Linked DNA regions of Homo sapiens: region 1 is linked to region 2. A link is a loop called in an ENCODE intact Hi-C map of the cell type or tissue named here. Cell type or tissue: dorsolateral prefrontal cortex. All regions are shown on one strand. Links, peaks and the distances in the headings refer to the core of each region. The heading gives the core; the rest is flanking DNA.

Region 1 (15,825 bases), core at 4,746-12,745, 690 kb after region 2:
TTTACAATGTAAATCTGTCTTGACAATCTTTGCTTCTTAGATGAATCTCTTTAAAATTATTTTTATTATTATATTTAAAATTATTAAAAATTATCTTTAAAATTATATTTATCTTTAAAATTATATTTAACCTCTTAAATTATAAGTAAAATTATTTCATGTTTAATACTTATTCCATTTTCCCTGTTTTATTCTCTGCTTTCTTATCTTTTTATTGATTATATTTTCTCATTCCCTTTCTCCTCCTCTATTGATTCTGTTTCTAATTCTATTTCTGTGATTTTTTTTCTTTCTTTCTTTTTTTTTTTTTTTTTTTGAGGCAGAGTCTCACTCTATCACCCAGGCTGGAGCGCAGTGGTGCAGTCTCCATTCACGGCAAACTCCACCCCCTGGGTTCAAGCCGTTCTCCTGCCTCAGCCTCCCAAGTGGCTGGGATTACAGGCGCCCACCACCACACCTTGCTAATTTTTGTATTTTTAGTAGAGTTGGGGTTTTGCCATGTTGCCCAGGCTGGTCTTGAACTCCTGAGCTCAAGTGATCTGCCCGCTTCTGCATCCCAAAGTGCTGGGATTACAGACAGACATAAGCCACCGCACCTGGACCTATTTCTGTGATTTTATGGTGAACTCAGAAAATTTGGCATGTATATGAAGGTTTTCAAAGTGCAAAAGTTATTAATTTTTACTTTTACCCTCTTCCTGAATAACAGAAAAACCATTGAATATTTTCACCCCAATAGTATGTTTTCCTGGTTCATATCCTTTTGTTAATAGGTAAATTGCTCCATTTTTATTTGTAAAACCATAACATATTATTATTACTTCAGTCACTTTTTGTTTAGATTTACCTGAATATCAACTCTTTCTTTTAATCATCATTCTTTGCCTCACAGGCCTTCATCTTGGGTCACTTCTCTTCTTTCTAAAGAAAAAAATATTTTTGGAATTTCTTTTAGTGAGAGTATATTGGTGGCAAACTCCCTTGGGATTTTTTTTTTCTGTCTGTAAAGACCTTTATTTTACTCATTTTTGAAGATATTTTAGCTGGTATACAATTCTATGTTGATGATTACACTGAACTAATCATTACACTGCTATATGACTTATACAATTGCTGTTGAGAAATGAGCTTTAAGTTTGATTTTTGCCCTTTTGAAGTTAATCTGTCTTTTCTCTCTGGCTGCTGTTTTAAAATCTTCTATATGTTTTAGTGTTTTGCAGTTTTGCTAAGAACTATCTAGATATGCTTTTTTAATTTATCTTATTTGGGATTTGTTGGGTTTCATGAATTGATGCATTTCTTCAGGACTGAAAGATTTTTAATAATTACGTGAAGTATAATTCTACCTTATTATTCCTATTCCCTTCTTGTGGAACACTGATTAGATGTTAGGCTTTGTCACTCTATCTTACATGTTTCTTTACCTCTCTTTTATGTTTTCTTTATGTTGCCATCTGAGTATTTTGTTAGATATATATTCCAATTCTTTCATCCTCTCTTTAACACTGTCTAATACACTTTTCATCCATCTATTTAATTTTTAATATGAATAATTTTTTTAAATTTTGTGCTTCTTTTTCAAGTTGGCTGGGAAGCCTTATTTTCTCTCTTCTCAAATTTCTCAGTCACTTCTTTTTTGTTTTAAAAATATTAAATATGTATTGTATTCTGTGTCTGCTCACTCCATAATTGGAAGTCTTCGCAGGTCTGATTATGGTGTGTTGCTCCTTGTAGTTCTCTCTCTTAGAATCTTGTTTTTTGTTTTGAGACAAAGTCTTGCTGTGTCGCCCAGGTTGGAGTGCAGTGACGTGATCTCGGCTCACTGCAACCTCTGCCTCCTGAGTTCAAGTGATTCTCATGCCTCAGCCTCACGAGTAGCTGGGATTACAGGCATGAGCCACCACTCCTGGCTAATTTTATTTCTTTTTTATTTTAAATAGAGATGGGGCTTCACCGTGTTGGTCAGGTTGTCTCAAGCTCTTGGCCTCAAGTGATCTGCCCACCTCAGCCTCTCAAAGTGCTGCGATTACAGGTGGGAGCCACCACACTTGACCTAGGACCTTGTTTCAATGTGTGTTTTATCTTATGTTTTATTTTGCTTTGATTTTTTTTTCTGTGACAGCTCATATGTTTTGTCATCTTGTGGGGAGTTTTGTGACTGAAGTCAAAGCTGGTTCCTGCAGAGAAGATTCAAATTTGTTTCTGCCAGGTATTGGGGCACCACCAGCCTGGAATCATTTTAAACTAAATTCTTATCTAGAGGCTTTAAAAAGATGTCCATATGTATTAATTAGGGTTGCCAACTCTTGAAAAGGCCATCTGGTAATGATTATTCCTCTGGGGGGAAGATTTTCCTCCTTCCATTCAGGGTCATTTCCAGATTAATTGTTTTTATGCATTTCCTGAGGGAGGGGATTAATTTATTTCCAATTCAAACTTAAAATGAAGATATAATCCTTTGGGGCTCCCTTTTTATCCAAGAGAAGTATCCTGTTAAACTCTCTTTCCTAGGAAGGGACTGGTATTTCTCTTCTCTTCCCAATATCCCATAAGGCTATGAAAGACAAAGTTCAAGTTCAACCAGTTCATCAAATTATCTCAGAGCAACCTCCAGCTTCTGGGCTCTGCTTGTTTCTCAGAAAAACTATGGTACAGCTTTTATTTACTTTTTGGCCTCCAGGTATTCCTTACCCATTTGCTATTTTGTTGATACATTTACATCCCATGCAACCTTTCTACTTGTTTTTGTTTTTGTGTTTCTAGAGACAGGGTCTCTCTCTGTTGACTGGGCTGGGATGCAGTGGTGTGATCATACCTCACTGCAATCTCAACCTCTTGGGCTCAAGTGATCCTCCCACTTCAGCCTCCCAAGTAGCTGGTACTACAGGTTCGTACCACCACACTGGCAAAATTTTTAAAAACTTTGTAGAGATGGATCTCACTTTGTTGCCCAGACTGGTCTTGAACTCCTGGCCTCAAGCAATCCTCCAACCTTGGCTCTTTTCCTTTTATTTAGCAGAAGGATCCACTGTACTACCAGACATAGAAGTCTCCTGTCATGACACCTTTAGTTATTCTCCTATCATTGAATGTCCCCCTCCATGTTTTCTATTACAAACAATGTGATGATGAACATCTTTGTATAGACATCTTTGTGCACCTTGTCCAGTTAGTTTCTATAATAAATTTCTAGAATATAAAAAGAAAGCGACAGAACTGAGGAATATTTGGAAAATAGCTTGGCACTGCTTGTAGACTAACTAGATTCTTAGGGCTCTTGATAGTCATTGCATATATTACTTTGCTTACTCCTTTCAAAAATCCCACTGGAACTAGCATAATGGAAACTCTACTGAGAGTCATTTCTATTAAGTAAATAAAAATATAGACACTGTTTCTGGAAAAAAATAGCCAATTATTTTAATATTACCTACAGTTTTTTTTCAAGAGGAACTTCTCCCAAATTATTAACAGAAATAATTTCTTAGTAACATAATGCTGTAATGTGTTTGGAAAAACACGTAAGATGAGTCAAGATGAAGAGCAATGAAAAACTGGTCCTATCAGGTTTGAAAACAACTGTAAACAACTATGGATATTTTAATCCTTCCTAGGGTCTGATTGGTGGAGAAGTCCATGGTTTTCTCAGGAGACAGCTATTTGTCTGGGGACATCACTACAAAGGTTCTGTAAATCAATTCTAAATTGATTCCAGAAGGATGAAGGAGAGAATGGATGGGTAACTATACAAACAGCAGGAAATACCAGGATTCACTGGTAGGAAGTGGACTAACAAAGTGCAATGGAGATTTGGGGCTATCTGGGTAGTGTCAGAGGAGAAGGGATGTTGAATGACATACCAAGGGGTTTGGATTTGGACTTGAATTCGTGAAAGACAGAGCCATTAGTTTTAATCAGAAAGTTTCATGGGTAGCATTTGCATTTTTATAAAATTATGCTGGCAACAAGGTGCAGAGGAATTTAAGGGAGAAAAGATTAAAGGCAGGGAAATTAGGAATAGATGAGTGAATATTCTATTTTTTAATGGTTTTATTAAGATATTAACTCACATACCACACAATTAAACCATTTAAAGTGTAATGTTAAATGGTTTTTAGTATATTTACAGAGTTGTACAACCACACCACTGTCTAGTTTTAGAACATTTTTGTCCCCCGAAAAAGAAACCTCCTGCCCATTAGCTGTTACTCCTTATACCCCTCATTCCTGCCCGATCCCTAATTACCCACTAATCCACTTTCTATCTATAGATTTGCTTATTCTGGACATAATATAAATAGAATTATACAATATGTGGTCTCTCGTGACTGGCTTCTTTCGTTTCATTTAATGTTTTCAAGACTCATCCATGTTGTAGCATGTATCAGTTCATTCATTTTAATTGGCAATCTTCTATTATATGGATATATTCCATTTTATTCATCCATTTATCAGGTAATGGACACAGGTTGTTTCTATGTTCTGGATATCATGAATAATGCTGCTTTGAACTTTTTTGTACAAGTTTTTGTGTGGTTTTATGTTTTCATTTCCCTTGGGTATATACCTAGGAATGGAACTGCTGCATCATATGGTAACTCTATACTTAACTTTTTGAAAAACTGACACTGTTTTCCAAACCCCCTGCTCCATTTTACATTTCCATCATCAATGTAAGAGCATTCCAATTTCTCATATCCTCCTTACACTAGCAGGTATAAAGTGGTTGTGATTATAGCCATCCTAGTGCATGCGAGTGGTATCTCATTGTGGTTTTGATTTGCATTTCCTTGATGGCTAATGATGTTGAATATCTTTTTATGTGCTTCTAGTCTCTTGTATATCATTTGAAAAAATGTCTATTCACATTTTTTGCCTATTTATAAAAATTAGGTTATTTGTCTTTTTATTTTTGAGTGGTAAGCATCCTTTGTATACTCTAGATACACAAGTCCCTTATCAGATATATGATTTGCAAATATTTTCTCCATTTCTGTAGGTTGTTTTTTCACTTTCTTGATGGTGTCCTTTGAGGCACAAAAGTTTTAAATTTTGATGAAGCTCATTTATCTTTTGTCATTTGTGCTTTTTGTATCGTATTGAAGAAGCCTCTCCCTAACCCAACCCAAGATTTACTCCTATATTTTCTTTAAGACTTTTATAGTATTAGCTCTCACATATAGATCTATGATCTATTTTGAGGTCCTTTTTGTGTATGGTGTGATAGAGGAGTCCAGCTTCACTCTTTTGCATGTGAATATCTGGTTGTCCCAGCACTATTTGTAAAATATATTTTTAAAATAGTTTTTCTATACCCCCTAGGGCATTGTATTAATAATAGTCCAATCTAAAACAAATATCCTGAGCTATGCCATTGGCAGTGGGAATGGGTGTGCTGGGGAAGGTTGAGAAGGTAAGATTATAAGGACATGGGAACTGCAGTCATGCAGGGGTCGGAGAGTAAGAACTTGAGAAGTTTTAGATTTCTGGTTCCCAACCTTCCCCTCCATATCAGGAGATCTGTGGCCTCATCATCCCACATGACATGTGGCCATCCCAGAACCAATCTGCTGGGGCCTACTTGTTTATCCTCATGACTGGAGGATCAAAGCCTGTAGCCGTATGATCAATTCAACCACAGGAAATAAGCCTCAATCAGGAGGACAGTTGAATTCTATTTTGTGGTTCTCTTAGACTGGAGCAGCTATGGCATCTGAGTTCAAAGAGAAAATGGTAAGGTTTGGATGGAAGGGGAATGCAGTCAGCCAACTCCAGAAGCATCAGGCTTCTGTCAGTAATGCCAGTGATGTCAGCCAGGGCTGGCTACATAAAAAATAAACACTCCTAACAGAGCAATGGAATTGTCATGATCTTTGGGGAGAAGTTTAGGCTTTGGAATCACCTTGTTTGCAGGACACAATGCCCCAGAATTCTCCATCTTCATTCTGGGTCCATTCCTTGGTTGCATGAGAATCTTGTTTGTTTTTGTTTTTTTCCCCATTTCTTGGAGTTGACTGTTTAGCCCTAGCAGTCACATGACCAATCCTAACTTTGGAAAAAATATTTAAAGAGTTCTCTGGACAGTTGACCCCATTTCTCGCTCAGTTGCCATGGGGACTGGCAGATGGAGAGACTGCTACCCAGGTAATTACGGGGTGTATCACCCACAGAACCTCTGCCCAGGGCCACAGTCTCTGATGAGAATAGGGAAAATGTGTTTAGAAATGATTTTGACAGCCCCTGACCTCGATGACAAATCCTCAGCTCTGACAGCAGCCCCACCTTGAGAGCAGAAACAGAAGAGTTCTGTTCTGTGTGCTGGGAGGGAGTCACACTGTGCAGACGTTCGTGGGGCTCCTACAGAGAATCCTTTGATGAGAAACCTCTCCACCCAGGACATACTTGCCAGAGAGAGACCAGATGCTTTGTTCTTATGTAAGATGTTCTGACATGTGATCATTTGAGAGAGGTGCCCTTTAAACATAACCATCAGTTACTATTAAAAGTAAAGAGCTGAAAGTGATTTTAGAGATTGTTTAGTTCACCCCTTAGCTTTACTAAAGAGGAAACTGAGCCCAGATAATTGACAAGCTCAGAGTCATGAGAGAGTTAGTGCTGCTGGTCTCATGACCCTTTCCCTACGACTCATTTCTGATGAAGAAACTGTTTAGCTTGAACAATAACTTGAAATAGTCCCAGAGTATAGATGAGTACTAGACCCTTGTTGGTGTCGAGAAAACAGAAGGTCCAAAAATGTGTGCACTGCCTCTGTTTCAGGAACCTTTAGGAGTCATATGGCTTTATATGTGTTTCATAGGAAATTGCTACTTAGACCTCAACTTGGGTCGAGATAGAACATTTCTATTCTCTCCTATAGTAGCCATCTAATGAGCCACTTCACACCACGGCCATGTTGAAGTGAAGCACATCAATTTCACAAAACTGTCAAAGAACTTGATTATAGCCTAGTGAGATACACCTTACTGGAGCCTCCAGCTACTTCAGAGACTGGCTGCATGGCAGTGGGAAGGGAACAACCTTCTGTCATCTGTGTCTGAGATGGCTTTGGTTGGAGGATACAGACTTGTGAAGGAAGGAGAAGGACTCATCTGCATAGCCTTGCGCATGCACAAGAGGCTACACCTCCCTGCATGTGGAAACTGAGATTGCTGTTCCCAGGTGCCATGGAAAGAAGAGACTGAGCCACTGAAATGTGGAGAACTGAGGGGCCAAGTGGGGACCCAGTCGGTTCAGTGTCTTTTGGATAAGGCCTTCTACAGCCAACATTGAAACCCCCAGAGAAAGCTTTCCCTCTAACACGGCATTAAGTATTTACAGCTAATCTGGGTGGGCGGGGCAGGGAGAGGCTCCACTTCCTATGATTCTCCTGCCATCAATTGGCTTTACAGGCCAGGCAATTTCCAACTGTGCCTTGGACTCAGGACTTACAAAGAGGATTAAAAGAAAGATGTTTAAAAATAAGCAGGCTTTAAGTCTACCAATGTGACAATTGAAATAAATGTAAAAGTAATCATTTATTTTTGGTTTGATTCTAAAAGTAGTATATTCTCTCTATGGAAAATATAGAAAATACAGAAACATGTGAAAAAATAGTATTCATAATCCCATCACCCAAACCCACTCTTGCTAATTCATGAGAGCAAGACCTTGTGTTTCATGTCTGCTGTCACATCCTCAGTACTTGGAACAGTGCCTGGTACAGAGTAAGTGCTTAATAAACATTTGTTGAATGAATGAGTGTTACTGTTTTGGTATACTTATTTCCAGCCTTTTTGCCCTTTTTCTATGTATATTTTACATGATTGTAGTCAGTCATCATCATTAGATAATATCTTTTTTTAACTTACTATGATAACACAGGTATACCTATGTCACAACTCTTTACAAACTTTTTTTTTTTTTTTTTTTGAGACAGAGTCTCGCTCTGTCACCCAGGCTGAAGTACAGTGGCAGGATCTTGGTTCACTGCAACCTCTGCCTCCCAGGTTTATGTGATTCTCCTGCCTCAGCCTCCCAAGTAGCTGGGACCACAGGTGCATGCCAACATGCCGGCTAGTTTTTTTGTATTTTTAGTAGAGACAGGGTTTTGCCATGTTGGCCAGGGTGGTCTTGAACTCCTTGAACTCCTGAACTCCAGTGAACCCCCCAATTTGGCCTCCCAAAGTGCAGGGATTACAGGTGTGAGCCACCGCACCCAGACTCTACATTTTTAAAGGTGCTTAGTATTCGATGTATTGTGTACACATCATTTACTTATTTACGCTCATGCAGCTAGATATTTGAGATAAAATACAAATTTCAAAGATCCTTTGCACATAGGGCTTGCTCCTCATGGATAAGTAGACCAACTGGCTGTTTTACTAGGCTTCCTTATGCTCAATGGACCCGAAAAAATTAATAAAATCACATTTTATTTTTTACTTTCATAGTCTTACTGGATTACATAAAGAAGTTTTCACTTCTCAGTGCCAGAGGGAGGTCTTGAAATTAGAATCAGGACATTACCTTCTCAATCTACTGTAACTAAGAAATATCTTTTGCATATTGTGTTTTATGAAGCATTGAATTCAGAGAACGACTCATTATGCTAAGTTCTGGCAATACAGAGTCTCAAGAATTCAACTGAACTCAACTACCTTCTCTATAGTCACTGCTTTCTCCCCTTTAAAAGAATTCCCTGGTTAGCCTGGTTATAGAAGGTAATTTTGTCCAAGTTAATATAGCACCATCTGCTGCTGAAAAGGAGTCCTTCAGGATGAGTTCTCTAGTTTTAAACATTGACTTGTTTAAGAAATAAAAGGGAATTGACATGTGGTTTCTTGCAGGATCCCCTTGTGTCAGAACTGGAAACAATCTTTTTCAAAAAGACTGAGTGGACTTCTGGCTCCAGTTGGCGACAGAGTACACTTGATTAACTCCTCCACCTGTTAGAAATTTCTATCAAAATTCAAAAGGAATATACAAATAGGGAGAAATGCATGTCAGAAACAGGAAACCATGGAAAGGGGCCAACACATTCTGGAACTCATGAGAACTTTCTGCACGACAAAGTGCAGGTGAGATTGGATTGAGGGAAGGGCTCATTAGCCTGCCATTGACCACATAAGAGGGAAAAGCCAAGGGAATGAGGGATTCCAGCAGAGCCCCTCAATACCTACTAGCTCACAGTGGCAGGGGCTGGAGCTGAGGGTGGGTTATTTGGCACACAGCGAGAGGCAAGCATAGATCCTCCCTCTGCTCTGGAAAATGCACCAGGTGCTGGGTTCTGCAAACCCTTGGCACATGAAATTAACCAGGCATTGCTAAGCCTGGCTTCTAAGAAATGCAGTTAAGTCAGTTAGGATAGAGTTATAATAGAGTGTCAGTGTCTCCAACAAACTATACCCTGAAACACTAAGTCCCAGAAAGCATTTAAGCCATCTAGTTTCCAAGTTGAGTAACCAATATCCAAAGATTCTATACTCAGCCAATCATTCACATGTGACAGCCACAGAAAGACATCCCTAGACATGCAGATATTCAGAGAGCTTTCCTGAAAGAAAACACACACACAGACACACACACAGATGTACACACACACAGAGCATGTGCACACACATACAAGAATTATGGTAGAGTAATAAAACCAATATAACTCAAGAGTTAAGTGAAGATCATTGTGGCTAACAAAGTTACAAAATAGAATAACCAGAAAACAGCTTCAGGAAGAGAAATAAAGTAATTAATACCATCATCCTCATTATCAGTCTCTATCCCTATACCCATCCCTAAAATCTCAGGATGAGGAGAGGGAAGAAAGTAAAAGTTGTCTCAAAATCTCATCTTAGATGAGGGAGAGTCATGTTTTCTGTTTCATTACTGACCCTGGTATGGAAATGAGTCCAAGTATGTTGTTTAATATACTGCTTACATACTCAATACTATAAAATATTTTCTAAATTATTAGTATAAAAAGAGAGCAAAGAAAATTTGATTGTCTAGTCACGATGACTCACGCCTGTAATCCTTACACTTTGGGAGGCTGAGGTGGGAGGATCACTTGAGCCCAGGAGTTTGAGATCAGCCTGGGCAACATGATGAAACTCCGTCTCTACAAAAAATACATAAACTAGCTGGGCATGCTGGCATGCATCTGTAGTACCAGCTACTCAGGAGGCTGAGTGGGAGGATCTCTGGAGCCCAGGAGGTCAAGGCTGCAGTGAGCCGAGATCACACCACTGTACTCCAGCCAGACAACAGAGCACCACCCTGTCCTGACCTGCTCTCTCTCTGTCACTCGCGCACGCGCTCTCTCTCTCTCTCTCTGTCACTCGCTCTCTCTCTCTCTCTCTATATATATATATTTGTGCATATACGCACACACAACATGTGCACACACACACAAGGATTATGGTAGTGAGTAATAAAACCAATATAACTCAAGAATTAAGTCAAGATCATTGTGGATAACAAAGTTATAAAATAGAATAACAATCAGAAAACTTTCAGAAAGATAAAATAATTAATACCGTCATCCTCATTATCAGCCCATATCCCTACACCCATCCCTAAAATTCCAGGATGAGGAGAGATATATAATAAATTAACATATATATATTTGATTGATACAGCAAGGTAGAAAAAGGATAAGAGAACCATAAGCAAGTTTAACAATATTGATTTTTAAAAGCCCTAAATTAAATATTTGCATATAGTAATAAGCAATATAGTAAAATCATAATACCCTTAATAATGCATGGATAGTTCAATATTAAGAAATCCATTTATATAACATTCATTCCGCAAATAGTTGCAAGTGCCTGTTATGTGCCAGGTATGCCAGAACAATGTAACTTGCTCGATCTTTCTCTCTAAAACATACCTTCCAGGCTCCCTATCCACATTGCTCTCTAGTTCTTTTCTTCAGAGCACTTATCATTCTCTGTAATTATCTTTCACCTTTATTTTGCTTGTTTATTGTCAGTCATCTTTCACTAAAATGCATTTTCTCCAAGATCAACATCCTTGTCTGTCTTGGTCACAGCTATGTGCACAATGTCTAACAAAGAACTTGACATCTAATAGCTGAAGGATTCATTCAATTTGTGTCGCATTAGTTTACTATTAATGTAATCTATTCATTCAATATTTGTAATTAAACAAATGAATGTATGTCTATGAGTGAAAGGATGATGGTGATTCTAAATCCCTGCTCTTATAGTACTTATCATTTCAGTAGGGGAGACAGATAATCTGAGTACTTCTATGGTCAGTGTCAAAATCCAATTTTGCTAAGCACAAGTTTTCTATTCTAACTTGCTGAATAAAAAGACGGCAATTGTTTTGCAGGAATCTTCCACAGCTTCCTCTCGAGAAAAGCCTGGAAAACTAGAAGCACAAAGTAGTAACTTCCTGTTTCCTAAAGCCTGCCACCAAAGGGCACGCAGCAACTCAACCAGTAAGTGTCTTCCCAACATGTCTTCAGGAACAGAGCTCAGCTGTTCCTGGATAGCAGGACTATTGGGAGGATAGCGGCTCTCTTCTGGTCCAGTTGGAGTAAACTAGCATTGGAGTCTGCTCAGCTTCATAGTGTGTGCATGCTCTGGCTAGCCAGAGTTCTGTGTTGTCTAGCCAGCTCTCCTCATGGCTCCAAGTGCCATGCTGGAAAGACCTGGGTGTGGGGAAGAAGAGACCGGGCTTTACTCCTGCTGTGTCTCCTAACATGCTCCTTGGTCTTGGGAAGGCTTCTGTCTCTTAGCTGCAATATGATGGAAGTTGAGGTTGGAAGAGCTCATGATTTTTATTAGCTGAAAATAGAAGATGGCTAGTACAAAGTCAAGAAAATGTGAAGAATGCAATAATACAGAAAAACCTGAAGAAATTAAAATCACACCAAATCATAATATTAGAGATCATCTATGTTAACATATTCAGTTATTTCCCTTCTATGCCTACATATGCTATAAAAAACTTCACACACGCATTTATTTATATATAACTATTTCAGGTCATCAGAAACTCTTGAAAACACCATTTTTTAGTGGATCCATGGTATTTTATTATATGAATTTATGAAATCTAGTTAACCAACTCCCTATTATTAGATATTTATAAAATCTACTTAACCAAATCCCTGTTATTAGGTATTTAAGTCATTCTCAGGTTTTCACTAGTCTAATCAAGTTGCTGAATAGGTACATGAGATTTTGTCTGAGTTTGTGATGATCTTTCAAAGAAAATACAGAAGGCAGTGGCCTGGTTAAGAGCTCACATTTGGGAGCTAAGGCACTTGGATCTGGGTCCCGCTTCCAGAACTAGTGACCTATGTGATCTTGGGCAAGTCCCCTCTGAGTCTCACATGATTCTGCTGTATGATGCACCATCCTTAGTGATTTCCTATTATTGGAAATAAAAATATTTTTAAAAAGTTACTTGCTTTTTTATCATCAATTTTTACTTATTCTAGCATAATTTTCTAGAAATGGAATTTGGGGTTAAACGGTAGATGTAGTTTAAGGCTTTTTATCTGTATTGCCAAATTTCAGTAGCTAATATTCTTTCAATAATATATATGAATACCTATTTCTTCAATCATAGCTCACATGGGATTATGATTTTTGATAAATATTTGCTTTACAGCAATTTACAGATTTACAGGTTTTTCTCCTTTCCCTTTCTCCCTCACCCATTCTTTGCTTTTTTACTGTTTTGTTTTGCAGCCAAGACCAGCTATACAATTGGTAGGACTCACTGTAAAATGAAAAGGCACGATTGCTGTTCAAAAAATATATGAATAATTTCAAAAAGGTAGAAGAAAATCTTTGAACCAGGTTGGGATTCTTCAATCACAGGGCCCCAGGTGACTGTGCAGGCCACGTGCCCCTGAAGCCAGGCCCTCTTGCCCCCTGGGAGCTGAACCCCGCAGAGCTCCCTGGCTCCCTGGCATCCCCAGGGCTCCCTGGCTCTCTGGCTTCTGATTGAGTTCAGTCAATGACAGGCATCAATGGAGGACTGGCAGGGGGAAGAGAGCCACCAGGGTGTTTCTTCCTCTGCTCCCCCACCTTGGTGCTGCAGTGCTGGTGGTGGCTGTGCCCCTCTATGACAGTAAATTGTGTTAGGGTGGCCTGTCGGTTCCAGTGCCCACTGGGCTCTGGTAACACCATTTCCCCACCTTACTCCTTCAAGCCTGGGGTGGTAACAGTGTCTGGTACCTCAATAGGCCTCGTTATTTTTCTAACCCGGCCCACCCCTCTGTGTATGGCTCCTTTACCCAATTCTCAGAATCCCAACTGAGTGTGCCTTTTGTTTCTTCCCAAACCCTGATTGATACACTGATAAAAATAGATGGAAAAAAAAAGTACCTAGGCTGGCTGCCACAGCTTCTGCCTGTCATTCTAGCCCTTTGGGAGGCTGAGGCAGGAGGATCGCTTGAACCCAGGAGTTTGAGATCAGCCTGGACAATATAGTGAAACCATGTCTCTACAAAAAATTTTTTTAAAAAAAGAAAACCCACTAGGCATGATGGCTCGTACCTGAGGTCCCAGCTGGTAGGAGGATCCCTTGAGCCTGGGAGGTTGAGGCTGCAGTAAGCCATGATTGTGCCACTGCACTCTGGTCTGGGCAACAGAGTGAGAGCCTGTCCTGCCCCCCCGAAAAGAGGTGAAGTTAAACATTCATACAGGTGAAGTTAAACATTCCTTCATTTATTTATTTTGTTTTTGGTGAGTTTGCCTATTCTTTACTGAAATAATCATCTTTTTATCATTAATTTATAAAAAGCCTCTTGGTTAAATTAATATTTGACGTCATACTTGTTGAAAATACTTTCTCCAGTTCGTTGCTTTTATTTTAATTTTTTAACATTAAGGTGTTTTAATCTTTATGTAATCAAGTTTACTGATCTTTTCTTTTTTAATGTGAAAGTTACTTCCACATTCAGATAACTATTAAGTCTGTGACTATATATACTTCTAATTTGTAAATGATTTATCTTTTTTCCCTCAAATTTACTGTATTATCTGTAGTTTATTTTTGGTGTTTGATATGATGTAAGAATCTAGGTAGATTTTTTTTTTCTAAATGAATAGAGAATTATTCTAGCATCACTTATTTACAATCAGTTCCTTTTATTTTGCGTTTTTTGTTTGTTTTGTTAATCTCATGCAAACGATATGCAGTTAGGTCCCTGAAAGCAAATTTGGCAATTTTTTTAAGAAGAGAAGCTTAAGGCCGGGCGCAGTGGCTCACGCCTGTAATCCCAGCACTTTGGGAGGCCGAGGTGGGTGGATCACCTGAGGTCAGGAGTTCGAGACCAGCCTGACCAACATAGAGAAACCCTGTCTCTACTAAAAATACAAAATTAGCCGGGAGTGGTGGCACACGCCTGTAATCCCAGCTACTCAGGAGGCTGAGGCAGGAGAATCACTTAAACCTGGGAGGCAGAGGTTGTGGTGAGCCGAGATTGTGCCACTGCACTCTAGCCTGGGCAACAAGAGTGAAACTCCATTTTAAAAAAAGAAAAGAAGCTCAGATAGTTGAAATCAGTGTTATAGATCATATTTATTTTTACTTAGCTCTTTTTATGCTTTTTATTTTGATGATTCCTTGCCATTTGTTTGTTCTTGGCCTCTTGCTATAATGATTGTGAAAGGTTTATTTAATTATTGTCTCTACTTCTGATTTCCTTAAGTTTTAATTAATTACCCAATTAAGTTTAATCAATTAATTAATATCTGACATAACATTTTCCAAATTGTCCCCCTCATGAAAGATGAAGAAGTTAGCTTGGTGTTATTCATCCCTTTTCCATGGATTTTTCCATTTTGTAATTCAACATAACTTTATAAACTCATGACAATATGTAGCTCTAATATAGCTTTTTTGTATATAATCATGACAATATATAGCTCCCCTTTCAAAAACTATTTTTTTTTGTTTTTTTTTTTTTTGCATTGGGTTGTAATAACCAGCTTTCAGTTAACTCACTTAATACTCTACACTTAACTGGTTTAAACTTCCCCCAATGGAGATGATAATTTTGGTACATTTCCTAGTTGGCTGGAGTGCGTCAACAAGCAATGTTCTGAAACAGTGGGCCGAAGTGGGCACAGAAATCGACCCCAGACCAGGGAGAGTTTTGGAGAACCCACTCTGTCCTGACTCTGGTCTGCGTCCCCACAGATCTGAATGTCTAGTGGGAACTGGAACCCCCACACAAGTGGAGCTGGGTGTGGCCTGAGCAGTTGCACTGGGCTCTCCTGTGGCTCTGAGGTCAGGTTGATCTGCTCTGTGAACCATTCCAAGTTGGCAGCCTGTTTGTTCATCCTCATTCCCTCTGAACCCAAAGCATGCACCACTGGCCACCTTCAAGTCACAGGTCACCCTTGCACTGCTGTGGATGGAGAGAATGCAGGGAGACTGGGATTCTGGAGGCTGAGGTCATGCCTCAGACTGTTTCTTCACTGATCCGGAACCCTCTGGGCTTCCATTTCCTCACTGATAGAGGAAGGAGTAACTCCAGCAGGGTTCCCAAAGGACAAATGACGAGCCACCTGCATCATCTGCACAGGCTGACAAACATACAGGTTTCCCCAGACCCGAAACGTGCAGATATGGATCAATAGGTTGGGTGGAGCACTGAAATCTACCTTTCTATTAAACACTCCGGATAAATATAATGCACAGGCAGAGTTAGCACTAGAGGATGTCTAGCCTCTCCTCTCACCCCCCTTTCTTGATTCTGTGTCCTCTCTTTGCAGCGTGTGGTTTTCTGAATCTTCTGGCTTCCTCTCCCTCCTGGTCCATCTGGGAGCAGTTGGTCCCTGT
Region 2 (10,025 bases), core at 657-8,656:
CTTGTGCCTGGTTTCTTGGTCCTACCGAAGCCGGGGGTGGAGGAAGGGAGGCTGAGCCTCTTGGCAGCTCTAGGGAATGGGACAGGTGGCCTGGGTGTAGGCACCTCAAGGACACATGATTTCCCTGCTGCCCAGCCGTGGAAGCATTCCTCCCTGCCCAGGGTCCGAGGATCCCAAGATCTCTGCTGGAATCACCACTCCTGTGTTCCATGCATGTTAGCAGACCTCACACCACTTCCTGGCTGTGCGTCCTTGAACAAGTCACTTCCTCTCTTCACCTCCCTCATAAGGTTGCTGTAAAGATTAAATGAAGTCAAGCTACAGGCCAGACACTTGGTTCAACTTCCAGCACAGTGAGCATGACCTTGAACAGGTCATGCCTCCTCTGCATTTAATCTCAAGGAAATACAAGGCCAAGGAACCAACACAAAGACATTTGGACAAAAGGATGTCCAAGCAAACGCAAGCATGTGGAAGCCATGGCCAGTGTGTCGGGAGGACTGTAGCATGCAAGGGTATGAGATGAGGCTGGCATCCGGAGAACTGTCCCCATGTCTCACCATCGTAGTCAGTGGCACCAGCATCCATCATTTTCCCCAGTTCAGCACTCAGTCGGGGGACCTGTTTCCAACCCTACCACCTCTTCTTCCTCATCTGCTGACATCCCTTCTCGGTAGCCTCCCTGGGATTCTGAAGCCTCCAGGCGGTCACCACAGCCTACTGGCACTCTCAGAACTTGCCTGGCTCTGCCCTCTGTTGCCGTCTCTGAGCCCCTTGGATTTGGGAGTTCCCATCTGGGCCCCACAAAGTAACCTTCTTTCCAGGCAACACCACCCTCTGAGTCCTCAGCCTCTGCCCTGCTCCTGGGCCAGAAGTCACAGAGCTGGACAGACAAGCCCATGAGAGAACCCTCAGAGGGCCAATGACCTGGATTTTTTTTTTTAATTTTAGATTCAGGGGTTACATATGCAGGTTTGTTACATGGATATATTGCATGATGCTGAGGCTTGGACTTCAGCTGAATCCATCACCCAAAGGGTGAACATAGCTCCCAATAGGTGATTTTTCACCCCTTCCCTCCCTCCCACCCTCCCTCTCTAGTAGTCCTCCCAGTGTCTATTGTTCCCATCTTTATGTCTGTGAGTACCCAATGTTTAGTTCCCACTTAAAGGTGAGAACACGCGGTATTTGGTTTTTTGATTCTGCATTCATTCACTTAGGGTAATGGATTCCAGCTGCATCCATGTTGCTGCAAAGGACGTGGTTTTGTTCTTTTTAATGGCTGCATATTTTGTGTCATTTATGTACCACATTTTCTTCTTCTTCTCCTTTTTTTTTTTTTAAATTGAGACAGAATCTCACTCCGTCACCTAGGCTGAGGTGCAGTGGCACTATGGGCTCATTGCAGCCTCGACTTCCTGAGCTCAGGTGATTCTCCCACCTCAGCCTCCCGAGTAGCTGGGACTACAGGCACACACCACCACGCCTGGCTGATTTTTTTGTATTTTTAGCAGAGATGGGGTTTTGCCATGTTGCCCAGGTTGGTGTCAAACTCCTGGACTCAGGCAATCTGCCTGCTTTGGCTTCCCAAAGTGCTGGGATTACAGGTGTGAGCCACCATGCCCAGCCCACGTTTTCTTTATTCAGCCCACCGTTGATGGGCACCTGGATTTGTTCCTTGTCTTTCCTATTAGGAATAGTGTTGCAATGAACCTGCAAGTCCAAGTGTCTTTTTGGTAGAACAATTTATTTTCCTTTGAGTATATACCCAGTAATGCAGTAATGGGATTGCTGGGTTGACTGGTAATTCTGTTTTTAGCTCCTTGAGAAATCTCCAAACTGCTTTCCACAGTGGCTGAACTAATTTACATTCCCATCATCAGTGTGTGAGCATTCTCTTTTCTCTGCAACCTTGCCAGCATCTGTTTTTGTTTTTGTTATTGTTTTTTTTTTTTTACTTTTTACTAATAGCCATTCTAACTGGTGTGAGATGGTATCTCATTGTGGTTTTGATTTGCATTTCTCTGGTGGTTAGCGATGATGAGCATTTTTTTCATTTGTTTGTTGGCTGTTTCTGTGTCTTCTTTTGAGAAGTATCTTGTTCATGTCCTTTGCCCACTTTTTAATGGGATTTGTTTTTTTCTCATTGATTTGTTTAAATTCCTTGTGGATTCTGGATATCATGTCTTTGTCAAATGCATAGTTGGCAAATATTCTCTCCTATTCTGTAGATTGTCTGTTTACTCTATTGATAGTTTTGTTGTGGTTGTGTTTGTTTGTTTTTTCTGTGCAGAAGCTCTTTAATTAGATGATGACCTGCATTCCAACCCCAGCTCCCAACTGGGCAAGTCACCTACTCTTTCTAAGCCTCGGTTGCTTCATCTGTAAAATGGGGAGAATGACAGAACGTACTGGCCCAGAAGCATAGAATTTTTCTGCAGATTCTGCATGGAGCTACTGCATATGAAGCACTCTACTGTGATAGCAGGCAGAGTCGGCCCCGGTAAAAGTGGTCTGCAGTAACTATCACTGAGATTGTCAACAGCACCAGCAGCAGCAACCCTGCCACCCTTTGCAGCGACTTGGCAGTTTCTTGGGCCAGCTCTTGCCTGCAGCCCTAGATTATGTTTGGTCTTCTAAATGCCCTGCCTGCCTTCTTCCTCTAACTCTGGGCAGATCACCTTGCCTTCCAACAAACAGAGACACCAGGACCCTCCTGGTGATTCTCTTCCTGTTCATGAGTGTATCTATCTCAATGCCCTCCTCTCCTCCATTTCTGGCATCTAGCAGAGGCAAAGCCTCCTCCTTCCAGGGCCAAACTCTGCACCTTCTTCATCTCCCTGCACGTCCCTGGACTCCCGTGACCCTCCCTTCTTGTCTCATCCTCCTTGTTGGCTCCTTCTTGGGCTTTCACATAGGCACCTGACTTCCTGATCTCGGAGAATCCCTGTCTGGCCAACCCACCAAAGCTCCCCTCCCACCTGGCCCTGCCAGACGTGTCTGTGGGAACCTCCTTCTTCACCATTCATCTGTTGTTAGCACCTTACAGCCTGGCTTTGGCCCTGAAGGTATTGAAATTGTTGTCCCAGCAGCCTCGGATAACTCATATGAAATAACCTGTTCTCACTGGTCATTCTACCCAAACTCTGTCCAACCAGCTCCTCTTTGTTAATGTCACCCTTGGCTGACTTGATATTCTGATTCTTTTTTTACCTTTGCCTTCTAGTCAAGACGTTCTTGGTTGTAAGTAGAGCAGGAACAAATGTACTAAGTCATAGTTCCAGGTGTGCAAAAAGATAATACTATTTTACTATTTTCTATTCTGATTTTATCTAGTGAAACTCAGTTAGCTTGGCCAAATTAAGGATGTTTTATTGTCTCACTTCTCCCAACATGGGAAAAGGGTGGTTCTTCTTTACTCAGGAAGCAGAGAGGTACCACCTCTGTGCCAGGCTCATGTGTGGCCCGGCCTTGAAGAAAATAGGGAAGCTTGAGAAACGGGAGTAAAGGTAAGCAGGGCTCAGGATTCCATGGTGCTTCCTTTGTTCAACAGATGGGTTATGGAGGGTGCTGAGCATGGGCCTTTCAGGAGCTCTTGAGACAGGGTAACAGGATGTGCTCACTGACCTGAAGGAGCCAGGTGCAGGGCGGTGAGAGCCCCAAAGGGAGAGGAGGAGGAAAACACCATCCTGGATCTGCTTAGCATCTGTTCAAGACATAGCTTTAAATGCCAGCCTGGATCTGCTTAGCATCTGTTCAAGCCATAGCTTTGTCCCAGGCTCATACCTCCTGTCATGGCCCCTTGCTCCAGCCACTCCAGGCTAAGACTTGAGCTCCCATAACGTTCTTGAGCTCCAAGAACGTAAGAAGGGGCAGACGGGAGGGACAGGTAGAATGCAATGGGGGCAGAGAATAAATACTTCCCCGCAGGGCCTCGGAGAAAGCATCCCCAGGAGGTAGCACTGCAGTGGGGTTTGCAAGAAAAGTAAAGATCCCCCTGTGAAAACCAGCCCCCTGGCTGAGGTTTTGCTTTATTTTTCTGAAAGTCAGGCAGCACTGAGAAAACAGAAAAGCCATCTTGTACAGGGGGTGGCCTACGTAGTTCCTCCAGACAACTGCTTTTGCAGCTTGTGAGGTTACACGGATCAGGATGCCCCCTCAGGGCACAGTTACACCAGAAGCCTCAATCTGTGTCTCTGAACTGAAAGGTCCTACACTGGTGAAGTTGGTTGGAAAAGTCTACTGTGGACGGTAGAGGGCAGTGACAATCAGGGATGTGAACTGGCCAGCTCTTTTTTGAATTTGTGAGGCGAAACTTTGCCAGCAGTAGGCAGACTTGTTATGGAAAGATCCTTAAATGCTCTGTGCTGAGGGGAGGGGATGGCGAGGGTGGAGTGTGGGCAATTTGCAAGCTCGGTTGCTTTCAGTCAAAAGCATCCAAAAGAAACTTCCTGGAGAAACTGAGTGTTTAATGTTGAACATTTGTGTAAAGCCACTACAAAGAAGACCTCTTTATCATCCTTGCTTTTTTTCCTGTTCCATCAAATATGGAATGAGGTCCAGAAAAACACAGACTGATTTAACGTGCTGGTCACACAGCACAACTTTGAAACGTGCCTTGGCACTGGGGGGCCAAGACTCATTTGGGGCTGTTTGTTAGCTTGAGTCATTTCAGCGTTTTTACATGGGCACGACCTAGCTGCTGTGCTTTCTTCATTTCTGACATCTTTTTAGGGGAGTGATCTGAAGTTATCTCTTTGTGTCTGTTCAGGCCAAGTCCTATTTCCTGTCACAGCATTGTTCCAACGTTGTCATAACCACACCTGTTGGTCGTGCTCGTGTATGTGTGTGTGTGTGCATGTGTTTTTAAAACCCCAGAATGCCCAGAATCATGACGGAGTCTCTCTCGAGCTGACTCACCATCACGTCTCCTTCGTCATGCTTAGCAGTGGCCACCTGGTTGGTCCTAGGCAGGCAGTGGAGCATAGGGGTGGGTACAAATGAAGTCAAAGGAAGGCTGCTTTCCTGGTCTCTGCAGAGCGTAGAGGCAGTAAGGGGCTGAAACAGCCAGTCACCAAGCCCCAGATCTGGGAGCTATCCTGGATCCCTCCCTCTCATTCACCTCAACAGGCAACCTGGCACAGAACCAGAGCCCCACAGGTTCTACCTGCGATTCTCTCTAGCGCATCTCCTCCTCTGCCTCTTTGGCCTTGCCTCAGTTGAGGCCTTTGCCGTCTCACAAGTGATCATCGGTCTTCCTGACCATCTCCCCTGCCTTCCATCAGGCCCCTGCTGAGCCAGTCCACGTGGCCCAGGAAGTGAGCTCTAACACACACACACGCGCACACACACGCGCGTGCACACACATGCTTGACTGGACCGTGCTGCTCCCTGCCCTGATCGAATCAATTCCAAACCCTGTAACAAGTATTTCGAGTCCTTCACAATAGGCATGCAGATGGTGCTCAGTCAGGGTGGATATTATTAGCCTCCATCCCCAGACGCCTCCCAGTGTGCTTCCAGTTACTCCCAGGGACATGATTCCAGCTACCTCAGAATGCCCGCTTCATGGCTTCTTGCTCACTTACTCAGGCTGAGTAAAAACCCCTGTCCAGGGAGCATCAGGGAAAATTGACAGCATCTGCCCGGACTCCTGCACCTCGCCGGCAGGAAGCCGCACTTGATGCATTCACTTTCTACTCCTCAGCCGTTGTAGCCCAGCTAATGGAGGGCAGCACTGGCTGTGGTAGGAACCCACTTCCCTCGCATGTGCTGTCAGTCAGTTTTCTCCTGAGCAGCCCTGCTTTCTCCTTCTCTGGAATTTGCAAGCACACCGAGGTTTATTTTTATACCATTGCCGTGAAATGTCTGAGAAAACTCCCCAGGGCTCTTCTCAGGATGGGGCAGCCTGCAGGTCAGCACTTTCTCTTCCACACATGCTCAGCTATGGAAGCAGAAACCCAAAGGTTGTGGGATGGAGATGCTGATGTTCCGACCACAGAGCCAGAGCAGTTAGGGTCCTGGGGATTTGCCAGCCATACCTGCGACCTAATTTTTCTGCTTCCCAGTGAAAGGAGCTTTTTCTGGTCTAGGAGCCCAAAGAGGAACAGAACTGAAAGCAAACCCCCGGCCTAATACCAAGAACCCTTATCACAGCCTTTATCCACATTAGAAACATGGGCCTTCCCCAAACACAGACCTGCACCAAGGTGTGTGAGTGGAGAGGGCCAGGTTTGTGCCCCACTTCGCCCCTTGGCCAGGCATCCGGGGCACAGCTACACAACTGCGCACAGTGGTCCCTGTCCTGTCTCTGAGATTCTGGGCCTGGGCCAGAGAATGGTTCATGGATTGCTGCCATCATGGGGAGTTCACTGCTTCAACCCCACAAAAGTCCCAAGGAACAGATTTTTCTCTTTCCTGTGGCTCAAGATGCCCAAGGTACTAGAATGGGAGACATGGAATAATTGTCCTTGTTATAGCCATGGGTATTTCTCTTGGGCTGGGGCAGCAGCCTAGGCCAGAGTAAAAAGACCGCAAGGCCAACAGCCAGACAGACTTGGGTTTGAGTCATATGTGTTCCATATTCTTGCCATGTCACCCGGATGTACCCTTTACACATCAATTACATTCTAGCCATGTCGCCCTGGATGCATCATTTACATTCTAACTGTTACTCTGGACCCATAGTTCACACCCTGGACACTTACATCTACACTTTCCTCATATGTCTCAGTTGCTTTATCTCTAAAATGAGGATACTGCAGAGATGTGAAAATATTGACAAAGTGCTGGCCATCAGTCCTACATTAAGTGGAAGGTGACGGTGCCCCCAAGGTGTGAATCAAAGCAAAACATAACAAAAGCCATAAAGTAAGAATAAGAGAGTAGAGAAAGTAATGCTTTTTTTTTCTATTGATTATACTGATTCATTTTTCAATTTCTGAAATATCAATTTGTTTGGAAAATTATTTCTAGTGCTCCCACTTTGCTGGTCTAACAAGTGTGGGCTGAGACTGCCTGGTGGGAGATCACATGCTTTTGGTTTTATCCTTTTCCTTTTATCTGGGCTCCCACACCGACATTAGGAGGCAGACTGTACCCTTGGATAGAACCTTGTTCTTCCTGAGGCGTCATCTTAACTCACCACACTGTAATTGCTTGCCCACGCCTGTCTTTCCCTGGAGACTGTCAGTTCCATGAGGGCAGGGATCTTGTGGGTTCTGAGCAATCAGTCTGTCCCCGGTGCCTGGCAAAAGAGTTCCGTACAGTTCACTGAATGAATGACTCTTCTGGGCTGAATTCGAAACAGAATGTTCTCAGGGTCCTCCAACTGGGGTTCCCTTCAAGGAGGCCTTCCCTTATGGTGGGGACACACACACACCAGGGCCATCAGCACAGACGGCATGGCCAGAGGAGGAAATGGCGTTCAGATCATACATATTTTATAATGCCGAGTAAAAGAGTTTAGAAACAGAATCCAACTTATTTTGTGTTTCTCCAGGGGCAGAAGTTGTTCCCCAGATGAAAGTTATAGGGAGGTACATTTCAGCTCCTTAGGGGTCAGGCTTTTTATAAGTATTTCTGTCTGCAAATGGATCAGGCTGCCCCAAAACGTAGTGAGCTCTCTAGCAGAGAAAGTCAAGCAGAGACTGACCAGTTGCCTGTCAAAAGAAATGATGTACTGGGGGTTGCTGTTATCAGAGGAGCTGTGGACCAGATCACTTGTGTGCATTTGCTTCTTAGGAGCTGAGGAGAGTTGGTAAATAGCAATGCATCTTTTGTGTAATCCAAACAGCCTACACTTGGAATGAGAAAATCTAGTCTTGCTCAGTCTTCACCACTTACCAGCCTGGTGATTGTGTTTCTACCACACACAGTTGGTGCACCCTCTGCCTTGCCTGTTTGCCTGGGAGGAAGATTGAAGTTAACCATTGTGGAAAGGGCCAAATGGGATCCCTTGATCTCTGTCCTGGTTAAGTTTGGCCAGTGGAGGGACTGGCTGGAAACAAAGGAACAAGAGTGGAAGAGTAAAAGGTATTAGGCAGCCTTGCTCACCACGGCTCTCACAGGTCTGATAGCTGCTCACTCCCCCTGTCCCTTTGGCCCTAGGGATGGTCATGGCTTCCTGTTGTTGCTAGCCTAGGGGCTCTTCACCATCCTAGTATAACAACTATGAAAGCTTTTCCTTTCCCAAATGGGGCAGACAGCAAAGCACCTTGAAATCAGAAGTATCAGGTCAGTCCTTGGCTCTGTTCTGTGATAGCCACTTGCCAGTTGGCCAACTTTGACAACCACTTAACCTCTTTGAACTTCAGTTTCTTAACTTTAATATGGGGGTGAAGTAACCACTCTGAAAGCTTAGTGTGAGGATTGGATGAGATAATGTAAACACCTGTCCATTTATGGCCACACCTGTTAAGTAGCCCCTTCCCTAAACCTTCTTTAATCATCCCTTTTGAGGGTGCCATCTATTTTCTGCAAACCTCTAGCATCTCTGGGCCTCAGTTTCCTCATGCGGAAAGGGAATTAAAAAAAAAAACAAACCTATTTCCAAGGTGACTGTGAGCCTAAGGTGAGTTAGGATGAATGCAGGCACCTAGCAGGGGGCCAGGGCAAATGCACAGGGGCGGGTGCAGGTGTTACCTCTGCCTTCCTTCCACGGTGGCCACACACCACCTTCTCCTGGATGGGGGCCTCCAGATTCTCACCAAGCCTGTGCTTTTGCTGATAGTTACAATTTTGTTACAGTTTTTGTTACAGTTTGTTTACAGTTTTGTTACAGTGTTCCAGCCATGCATTCCTGGTGGTTCCTCCCCAGGAAGCTGGTCTACCTTCCACACCTGCTCCTCCCCACCAGCCACTTCCTCATCCTAGATAACAAAGGCTTCCTCTCCCACCCTCCCCTCTCTTCCTACCCACAGAATATCTAGCCAGCCCTCCTTGCATCCCAGACCCAGATGAGGGGAGGTGGCCTGTGGGCAGTTCCTCCATGGGGTTCCCCACCACCCAGTCCAGGACACAGCCATGGGTGAAAAAAGTGGGACCACGAACGTGTCAGAGGAGACCCACTGTGATCCTTCTTGTTTCAAAATAGACAGTGGACGTAAACAAAGGAAATCCATAACCTTCCTAATTAATGCAGACACTTGAGAGATTGTTTTTCTTGGTGTTAAATTTTGCTCACCCACATAGTTTGTGGCCATAATTGCAGCGTGCATAATATATTGTGCTGCACTTGAACTTTTCCACACCTTTCATCATACCTTCCTGTGTTTCCAGACGATCTTCACAGTGGTTGCTGTCAGTGCTGTGGAATAGTCACTCAGGAAATTAATATTCAGGATTTACAAAGTCACTCCTGATTACAGCCAACTTTGCATGGGTAGCTCTTACTTCCTTCCACTGAATAATTTCCTTACTACAGCTCAGCAGCAGGATGACCACCTGGGAGCGTGTGAGCAAGTCCACAGTCCCTCATCTGGGTCACCATAGTTTTCCGAAAAGGTCGTGCCATGCACACTTCCCCAACACCGTGTGACCATGGTAGTTTCAATGCAAAGCCACCATGTGAAACATATTTTTACCAACTTAGCAGTTGAAAAATTATACTTCAAAGGTGTTTTAATTTACATTTATTTTGATTATTTTAATGGCAAAATGTTTCCCTGACTTGTTTATTGTATCTATTATATATACGTTATTATAGGTACATACAGTACATGTATATTTGTCCTTTTATTTATTTATTTATTTTGCTTGAATTGTCTGTTCATATGCTTTAAATTGATTGCTGGGCTGGGAGTAATGTCTGTTAGTAATTTGAATTGCATAGTACCACTAATAATTTTTTGCCTGTCCTTCTTAATGATATTTACAATTGAAGAGGATCCTGTCATTTGCCCCATTTTTAGGCTCTGAGCTATAGAGTTCACTTTCCCTTGAAAACAATCCAGTAAAGCCGCCATTTCCTCCAGCAAGTCTTTTTCTTCCCCAAATGGAGCAGGCAGCAAAGCCCCTTGGAGTCA

Evidence for each region. Hi-C counts contacts between places; a loop is a spot of excess contacts. Peaks named below come from ENCODE experiments on the same cell type or tissue, not always from the same donor. Only the 100,000 strongest peaks of a DNase experiment are listed, where the experiment ranks them.
Region 1: it touches region 2 in a loop (7-fold over the local background); 6 of 110 quality-filtered maps call a loop at or near these places.

Annotation. Positions count from the first base shown.
Region 1 is chr15:81,248,423-81,264,247 of GRCh38, forward strand. IL16 (interleukin 16) reads left to right here. Exons shown (of 19, transcript NM_172217.5): 3 at 11,350-11,458. Among named protein-coding and RNA genes, the nearest start is that of IL16, 59 kb to the left of the region's middle. In dorsolateral prefrontal cortex, for the core only: a CTCF peak has its summit at 8,758 (motif pointing left); no DNase peak of the experiment used is centred there.
Region 2 is chr15:80,563,596-80,573,620 of GRCh38, forward strand. The region is part of intron 12 of ARNT2 (aryl hydrocarbon receptor nuclear translocator 2); the gene reads left to right. Among named protein-coding and RNA genes, the nearest start is that of ARNT2-AS3, 5.7 kb to the left of the region's middle. In dorsolateral prefrontal cortex, for the core only: CTCF peaks have their summits at 4,260 (motif pointing right) and 4,459; a DNase peak (open chromatin) is centred at 4,316; H3K27ac peaks cover 3,407 bases.